Linked DNA regions of Homo sapiens: regions 1 and 2 are each linked to region 3. The links are chromatin contacts, found by Hi-C or POLR2A ChIA-PET in ENCODE. All regions are on one chromosome and are shown on one strand. The core of a region is the stretch at or near the end of the contact, and the rest is flanking DNA. Distances in the headings are between cores, read along the strand shown. Region 1 holds the start of DNAJC18 (DnaJ heat shock protein family (Hsp40) member C18). Region 2 holds the start of FAM13B-AS1 (FAM13B antisense RNA 1). Region 3 holds the start of HSPA9 (heat shock protein family A (Hsp70) member 9).

Evidence for each region. Hi-C counts contacts between places; a loop is a spot of excess contacts on that map. ChIA-PET counts read pairs that join two places held with the same protein, here RNA polymerase II (POLR2A). Pooled maps may share reads with other maps.
Region 1: a pooled map shows a loop between it and region 3 (12-fold over the local background). The contact joins the promoter of DNAJC18 here to the promoter of HSPA9 in region 3. A Hi-C loop is called at or near these places in 7 of 50 pooled maps. POLR2A ChIA-PET finds 5 or more read pairs at or near these places in 3 of 52 experiments (Panc1, activated CD4-positive, alpha-beta T cell and activated T-cell).
Region 2: a map of B cell shows a loop between it and region 3 (5-fold over the local background). The contact joins the promoter of FAM13B-AS1 here to the promoter of HSPA9 in region 3. A Hi-C loop is called at or near these places in 5 of 168 maps with a recorded cell type or tissue (B cell, CD4-positive, alpha-beta T cell, CD4-positive, alpha-beta memory T cell and 2 more), 1 of 37 single-sample maps with no recorded cell type and 10 of 50 pooled maps.

The regions. Positions count from the first base shown.
Region 1 is chr5:139,438,248-139,440,947 of GRCh38, reverse strand. It overlaps DNAJC18 (DnaJ heat shock protein family (Hsp40) member C18), which reads left to right and starts at 1,423. Exons shown (of 8, transcript NM_152686.4): 1 at 1,423-1,542. The coding sequence starts at 1,503. RefSeq lists an enhancer at 1,053-1,552 and a silencer at 1,756-1,865.
Region 2 is chr5:138,031,418-138,034,117 of GRCh38, reverse strand. FAM13B-AS1 (FAM13B antisense RNA 1) reads right to left here and starts at 1,344. Exons shown (of 2, transcript NR_037900.2): 1 at 1,166-1,344. FAM13B (family with sequence similarity 13 member B) reads left to right here and starts at 1,039. Exons shown (of 24, transcript NM_001385994.1): 1 at 1,039-1,336. LOC124901077 (a long non-coding RNA gene) reads right to left here and starts at 979. Exons shown (of 2, transcript XR_007058952.1): 1 at 867-979; 2 at 1-623. RefSeq lists silencers at 1,331-1,380, 1,391-1,460 and enhancers at 967-1,850, 1,951-2,010.
Region 3 is chr5:138,573,968-138,576,667 of GRCh38, reverse strand. HSPA9 (heat shock protein family A (Hsp70) member 9) reads left to right here and starts at 1,267. Exons shown (of 17, transcript NM_004134.7): 1 at 1,267-1,430; 2 at 2,542-2,600. The coding sequence starts at 1,350. All of the region lies in intron 1 of LOC105379193 (a long non-coding RNA gene), which reads right to left. RefSeq lists enhancers at 673-812, 390-1,038, 953-1,232, 1,473-1,522, 1,039-1,686.

The DNA of each region.
Region 1 (2,700 bases), core at 174-2,673, 860 kb before region 3:
TATTAATATAACACCTATACAACTTCTAGACCAGTGCTTTTTCCACTTGAAAGGCCTTGTTATCTGAGTTTTGTTTTTTGTTTTTTTTCTGAGACAGAGTCTCACTCTGTCACCCAGGCTGGAGTGCAGTGACGCGATCTTGGCTCACTACAACCTCCGCCCCCTGGGTTCAAGCGATTCTCCTGCCTCAGCCTCCCTCCCGAGCAGCTGGGACTACAGGCACACGCCACCATGCCCAGCTAATTTTTGTATTTTTGGTAGAGACGGGGTTTCACCATGTTGGTCAGAATGGTCTCGATCTCCTGACCTCGCGATCCGCCTGCCGCGGCCTCCCAAAGTGTTGGGATTACAGGCATAAGCCACCGCGCCCGGCCGTTCTCTGAGTTCTTAAGTGGGCATAATGTCAGTGATGCCAGGGCCATGACTGTAGGCAAGGGCTGGAACTGCATGCCCTTTGGTGCTTTTACCCTTCCAAGTTTATGTCCAGGAATATACATCTCTCCCCAACTGCCTAAGTAGGTGCTAGTTGATATCATGATTGATTTGGTCTTCTTGGGTAAGACCTCAGTTAATTCTGGGTAATTTTTTGTTTGGGGATGAACTGTAGCCATCCACCTATGAAGAAAGTGTTGCTTTTATTCTTTGCTAGGTTCCATCCATACCTGGATGAGGAACAGCAAGAATATTTATTTCCTCATTTCCTTTTTACTAATCTCAATGTCTGGTCCTTCAGAAAAGAAACGAATGGGCTAAAGAGATAACTAGACTGGAAGAGAGGAGAAAAGTGTCAGAGGGGTGTTGGAGTAGGATGGGTTGGAGGAAGGACAGGAACAGCAAAGATGGAGGCTCTTCATGCCGGCCCCAATACCTTTCCATGTCTTCTTTCTCCACCCCGATACCCTCTGATGTCCAGTGCCTGAGGAGCTGGGGCAGTAGGGACATACTGAGATTGCCCTCCAACCCCATAAATCTACATCACTTTTCTATTTTCCTGACTCAAGCTTCCAAAGGCTGGGTTCCGCATCCCCAAAACCCATCTCTGAATCTCCAGGGCCTACCACTGACTGCACAGAACAGGCATTAGCGTATGCTTCAAAAAGACATCCCTGAGGAGCATAATAGTCATACTGTCACCCTCTAGCCTATAGTTTGCGAAGCCCTTTCCAGGCAGGACTTCAGTCGCCCCTCCTTGGATGTCCCTAGGGTTAGGCAGGGCCGAAGCCACTATCCCAACTCTACAAATGAGGAAAAGCCAAGAGCCGTGCTGCAGGCAGCTGGCAGCTGGCAGCAGCACTCTTCCACAGATCTCCTGACGAAGGTCGAGCACTTCTCTGCGTCTCCCACGGCCTCTGGCGCAGAGCCTGCCGGGAGTTGTAGTCCAGTGCCCCGGGAGCTCATATGGACTGGACTACAATGACCAGCGTGCCCCGCGCTCCGCGCCCCCTTCTCTTTCAGCCTCGGGCACGGGGGAGGCTCGGCGGACCTGCTGATTGGGAACCGATATGGCGGCGACTCTGGGCAGCGGGGAGCGCTGGACGGAAGGTACTAGGTCCCCGCCTGAAGGAGGGATAGGGCGGCCTTCGGGAGAGATCAGGGATGAGGATCCTGAAGACGCACAAGGGCTGAGATCCTGGGTCTGAGGTGATGGATAGAGGCCTGTGAAAAGATGCTGAGCCTGAGTAGGGTTGCGGATGGGGTAGGGAAGCTGGGGACCGACCGCGAGCCCAGAGTCACCGGTGACGACTTGTTGCCTCCGGCCCCCAGCCCCGCCCCCGCCCGTGCCCCGCCCAGGGCCCGCAGCTGTCAGGCCCCGCCCATGCCAAGGTGACTGGAGGGCCCGTGGGGTGCTGCGGTCTCTCCGCAGCTTGCTAACCTGGCCCTTATCTTTCGCCTAACTGGGCCACCTGACCTTCAGTCCCTGTTTGATCATGTCGCTCCAGCCGGCATCAGGACCAGCCTTTTCCACCCTACAGTCAGGCAAAAAATATTGATCCAATACCTATTGTGTGCCCCGCCTAATGCTGATTCTGCAGTGGGGATTTGACTGACATGGGTCCCTTAGCTCACAAAACTCGCAGCCCACTGAGAGAGTTTGACGACTGAACAGCCAATTACAAAACGGGCGAATAATACAAAACGCCTGGGCTACACAGCAAGGTCAGGGATTTGGAGAGCACACTTACAAGGTACCTAACGCAGACTGGCTGTCAAGGGAGGTTTCTTGCAGAAAGTGTTACAAATGGTGACAAGAAGGATGCGTCGGAGTTAGCCAGGCCGACTTAGAGGAAGACTGTCCAGGAGCAGTGGGTGGAGGTAGCTGAGGGATGTTAAGCGGAAGAAAGATGTTGTTAAAGCCTTTCTCAGGTCCTCCAGAGAAGACATGAGTGCTCTGCCCCTTTTGACTGTATTGCTTATGACCCTCTTTACATTCTGCAGGTGTTGTTATTGAATCTTCTCCCTTTAAACCAGGGGTATCCAATCTTTTGGCTTCCCTGGACCACATTGGAAGAAGAATTGTCTTGGGCCACACATAAAATACACTAACTGACGACTAAATAACTAACTGATGACAGCTAATGAACTTTAAAAAAATTGCAAAAAAAAATCTCATAATGTTCTTTTTTTTTTTTTTGAGACGGAGTCTCGCTCTATCACCCAGGCTGGAGTGCAGTAGCGCGATCTCGGCTCACTGCAACCTCC
Region 2 (2,700 bases), core at 95-2,594, 540 kb after region 3:
CGGTTATGACAGCATTAACTGGGTATGTGACACTTAGGTTACACATGGTTTACTCTCTCTGATGAAATGTGGGAGACACTGTGGCCTCTGTAGCCCATTTACAGATCATTTCATAGGGTAACTTTATTTTTTTCAAATCTTGTCCCAAGTTCTATGAGGGTTCTTGTTTTACATTTTCCAAGTTACTAACTTCCAGCTCAGGTAGGTAAGGGACAACTGAATTGTGGTGGCTGCTATTTTTTGTGCAGGTGTTGATCTACCGGCTGTCAAGGAGTCCAAATGGAAGATCTCAAAGCCCTTAACAGACTATAACAAAGAAGAGATTGGCTGAATATTCATACCCTTGTGAGTTCAAGGGAGTTGTAGGGATGGTCTGGGTAGCCATGCAAGTTCAGAGAGCTCATTCTTTCTGCCTCCTTTCAGCTCTGCCTCCGCAGCTGGCTGATTTTAGTATACGAAGCTCCCTGTAAGCCCGCAGCCTATCGACTTCCACAGTCCCAGACTAAGGCACCGAAGCCTTACTGTTCTCTCTGGAGTCTAGGTCAGGTCCTGAGGTGAAGGGGTAGGGTGGGGGCGGGCAGGACGCAGGTGCAGCCCCGTGGTCCCGGATCTAACTCACATCTCTGGGAATGGGAACCGAAGTCACCGCTTAGGTCTCCCCCAGCGGTTTTCGGTTCAGGTCTCTGTGCTCCTCACCTGGATATGGGCGCCCTGGGGGCCTGGCTTCCTCCGCAGAGACCAGAAGCGATCTCTGTGTTCCGGATTTTCCCTTTATCTTTCCTCTCCCCAGTGTCCTCTCTGTTTCCCAACCTCCCCATACCGAGGACCCCACAACCCGCCCCGGGATGGCGCCTGGCTGCTCGCACCCTAATTCAGGACCCCAATTGGTGGGAGAGGAACCGCGGTCCTCAAGCTTGCAGGACACAGGGCCGCTGCCCGGAATGCTGTGGGGGTGGGGACCCTCGCCGCCCCGCCCCCACCAGCGGCCTGCCCCGCCCCCTCCCACGCACGTCACGTCCGGCCCGGCCTCCGCCCGCCAGCCGCTCTCCTCCCGCTCGCCGTTAGGGAGGCTCTGCACCTCAGCCGCCGCCTCTGTCGCCACTCTCTCCCCCTGTTCCGCGTCTGCGTCGCCACCACCGCCGGGGGTATCCGGGGGGTCGCTTACCGGGCTGGCCCCGCGCCACAGCCGTAGCTTTAACCTCCCGTCAGCGGCCGCCCCAGGAAGAGGCTTCTCGGCCGCGGAGCCACTTGGGGCCTCAGTTCTCGCCCTCTTGCCGTCGCCGCGGGTCCTGGAGAAGCGGCCGCGGCCAGGGAACGGGGCATCGCGGTTCCAACGGTAGGTAAACGGGCGGGTACCCGGATCTGCGCATGCGCGGGTTGCAGGTCGCCGCGGCCCTTCCCCTCCTGTTGCCCCCCAGCGCCGCCTGCCACCCGCGCCTGCTCTCGGGCGTTGCGTTTCGGGATGTGGAGGACTCTAGCAGGTGGGGCGTTCCGTGGAGAGGGCCCCCTTTCCGCTGGAGAAAGAGGAAGATGAAGCCGTGTCCCTGGCTGCCGGGGGGTGTGGCAGCCTTGGATTTGCAGCGGCTGCAGTGCAGTTGAGCGGGCGTGCCCCTCACCTCCAGCCCCTCCAGAGTAGATGGCGCGACACCCCACGTTTCTTTGCTGACCTCTCCTGCCCGCTGGCGCTGCGCCTCTTCCCCGCCCACTTCCTTCATGCTGGGCAGTGAAGTTGATGTAGAAGAAAAAGGAGTGTGTTTTATTCTGGGCTCAACTGCGCCCCTTTTTAAGGTCACGTGAGATGAGTGGTTGCGGACTTCCTTAAATCGCTCAGAGAATATAGCCAAAATTGGGCTGTTGGTGCACTGGGGCCTTGTCTAGAATGCGCTCTGCATAGGCCAGGCTGGAGGGGGACACTTTGTATAGCATTAGGGTTCGCGTGGCACGCCTGGTTTCCTAGATGAGGTTGTAGGAATCGGTTGGCACATTTGCGCAGTGGGAAACTGTTAAGCCCTTTTTGTTTGTAATCAGTTAAAATCAAACTGACTTTTAGAAAGACGGTGGATTATTTCATTTGGTTCCCCGTTTCGCCTTCTAATCAGTGAAAAAAGTTGGGCATTTACTTTGAAGGATCTGATAATCTAAAATGGTAGCCAGAATCATTACCAGTAGTAATGCAGACTATTAACATTAACTGGGGTGCACCTGTTTAGAGAGACAGACATTAAAGGGTGGTTTTGAATTATTTGTCTTTTTAGAGCTGGGTTAGTGTGAGGCTATTTTCAACCTTCCTTTTTTGGTAACCTTGAAATGCTTGTTGGCCTGGTTTTCTCACAGGTACTGTGCATTTACTAAGTGCTTGTTGATGGAATTGAATGGACTGATAATTATTTGTATATCCATTGGGAGCGCCTTCTTACTTTTTTTTTTTTTTCCTTGAGACAGTTTCGCTCTGTCGTACAGGCTGGAGTGCAGTGGAGCGATCTCGGTTCACTGCAACCTCCTCCTCCCGGATTCAAGCGATTCTCCTGCCTCAGCCTCCTGAGTAGCTGGGACTACAGGCGCCCGCCACCACGCCTGACTAATTTTTGTATTTTTGGTAGAGATCAGATTTCACTAAGTTGGCCAGGCTGGTCTTGAACTGACCTCAAGTGATCCGCCTGCCTCAGCCTCCCAGAGTTCTGGGATTACAGGCGTGAGTCA
Region 3 (2,700 bases), core at 18-2,517:
TGCAGTGAGCCGAGATGGCGCCACTGCACTCAAGCCTGGCGACAAAGACTGCCTCAAAAAAAAAAACAAAAACCTAAAAACTGGTCACAGGGTAGTGAAGTAGTTGACATCCTGCCACCAGCACAAGGTTTAAAAAGGGCCAGAGGAGTCTCAAGTCAGGCCCAGCACAGTGGGGAGAGGAAGAGCCTGAAGCTCAGCTATTTTTCTTTTTTTTCTTGAGACGGAGTCTCGCTCTGTCGCCCAGGCTGGAGTGCAGTGGCGCGATCTCGGCCCACTGCAAGCTCCGCCTCCCGGGTTCACGCCGTTCTCCTGCCTCAGCCTCCCGAGTAGCTGGGACTACAAGCGCCTGCCACCACGCCCGGCTACTTTTTCGTATTTTCAGTAGAGACGGGGTTTCACCGTGTTAGCCAGGATGGTCTCGATCTCCTAACCTCGCGATCCGCTCGCTTCGGCCTCCCAAAAGTGCTGGGATTACAGGCGTGAGCGCCCGGCCAAGCTCAGCTATTTTTTTTTCCCTTTGTGCAGGCTAATTGGCCTAATGTTCTGTGTGAATCAAACGCTTCGTAGTTGGAAACCCAAGACCCCTGTGATAAAACGCAACACGAAATTGTTTAACGTCTGTCTGCATATCCAAGTGTCTTTCAAGTTGTGAACAACGGGCGGGACCAAACAACAAAAGTACTGACGTCCTCACTTCACAAAGCCACAAGACAAGATGGCGCCGTCCTCCAGGAGCGGGAGCTGGGAACACGTCCACGCCCGGGGGGTGTGCACGCGCCCGGGCTCGCCCCAGGGAACGCTGGCGTGCACTCGGGCACCCAGTGAGCGCCGCAGTTAGTCTCCACCCATGTTTTCCGCCACTCCTTGCGCACATGCGCTCTAGGTTCTTAGCTGGATGTCTGTTGCGCCAACAGGCTCCTCCTCCCGCGCAACTGACGCAAGAAGACTGTAATCGGTTCGCAATTTATCCCGTGTGACCTTGAGTCTTTCCTGTCGCCGAGGACCGGGGCTGTCCGAGATACGGCCTTCATATCCCTCTTCCTCCCCTGGACTCTTTCTGAGCTCAGAGCCGCCGCAGCCGGGACAGGAGGGCAGGCTTTCTCCAACCATCATGCTGCGGAGCATATTACCTGTACGCCCTGGCTCCGGGAGCGGCAGTCGAGTATCCTCTGGTCAGGCGGCGCGGGCGGCGCCTCAGCGGAAGAGCGGGCCTCTGGGCCGCAGTGACCAACCCCCGCCCCTCACCCCACGTGGTTGGAGGTTTCCAGAAGCGCTGCCGCCACCGCATCGCGCAGCTCTTTGCCGTCGGAGCGCTTGTTTGCTGCCTCGTACTCCTCCATTTATCCGCCATGATAAGTGCCAGCCGAGCTGCAGCAGCCCGTCTCGTGGGCGCCGCAGCCTCCCGGGGCCCTACGGCCGCCCGCCACCAGGTGAGGAACTGGGACCTTCCCGAATGGGGTCACGGCCTCGGGCCTTGGGCCTCGGGCTTCGCTGCGGCAGGCCGCGCGCCCTTTAGGGTTTGAATTCTCCAGTATAGGTCAGGCGGGAAGGAAGGTAACGGGCCTTCCATAGTTAGCGCTGCCGGGTCAAGATTTTGCCCAAGGTTTTGCCTCCGGCTTGGGCCCTGCTGAGTCACACCCCTCGCGATCTAGAGTGTCATTTCAAAATTACCAGGTAGTGGTCCTCATGGCCTGTTCTGTGGCTGAATGGAAAGGTTTGGCCTTGGGGGTGAGGGATGCAGTCTATTGGGAAAGCCACTATTTTCAGTTTTATTTTTGGCTCCTCTACAGAATACAGAGTGTGTAAGGATCCCGTTGATACGGTGAAATAAAATAAGAAAGCTCTGAGTCGGAACTCCAGTTTTCGTGCTTAGCAACATTTTCTCAAAATCTGTGGTGTAAGATTGTACTCGTTTGTTACTTCAGAAAAAAAAGCAGATCGTGGGGCGGAGAAAAGGCTATGGAGTGGTTACTTGTTTTCTAAAATAAAAGACAAATGCTTTAGAGAACAGGAATTGTATGTGGGCATTAAGGAAGGCTTGGAAGGAGCCTGAGGTTAAGTTGTAATAAAGGTCTTTTATCCTAGTGAAACGCCACTACTTTTCTTTTTTCTTTCAAAGACCCTTAGTAACTCTAGTTCTTTTAAACTAATTGCACGGCAAGGTAAGGGGAAGTGTTTTCCCCCAGGGGACATCTGGCAATGTCTGTGGATATTTTAGGTTGTCACTTACTTACTGGGGTGCTTATTGGTTTCTAGGGTGTCGAGGCCAGGGATGCTGCTGTATATCCTACAATGCACAGAACAGCCCCCACCACAAAAATTTCGCCCAAAATTAATAGCGCCACGGTTGAGAAATCCTACTGTAATGTGATTCTAAGGCCATCTTTTATTTACCTTTTTTCGTCTTACTTATTTGGGAAACTTTAATATTTACTGTTTTAGTAGCTTAATGTATTTTATATACTAAGTGAGCCCAAGTTTTCTCTTTTTCCTCCCAGGATACACACTGGTTGGTGACTGAGTCAGTTTTTTCTTTTTTAGGATAGCTGGAATGGCCTTAGTCATGAGGCTTTTAGACTTGTTTCAAGGCGGGATTATGCGTAAGTATAATATCATTTCCTTTGAGAGGGAATACATATTAAACTTCAAAGCAGTGTTTTCTACATTTGTGATTATTCTTCTCTGTAATTATTTATCTGT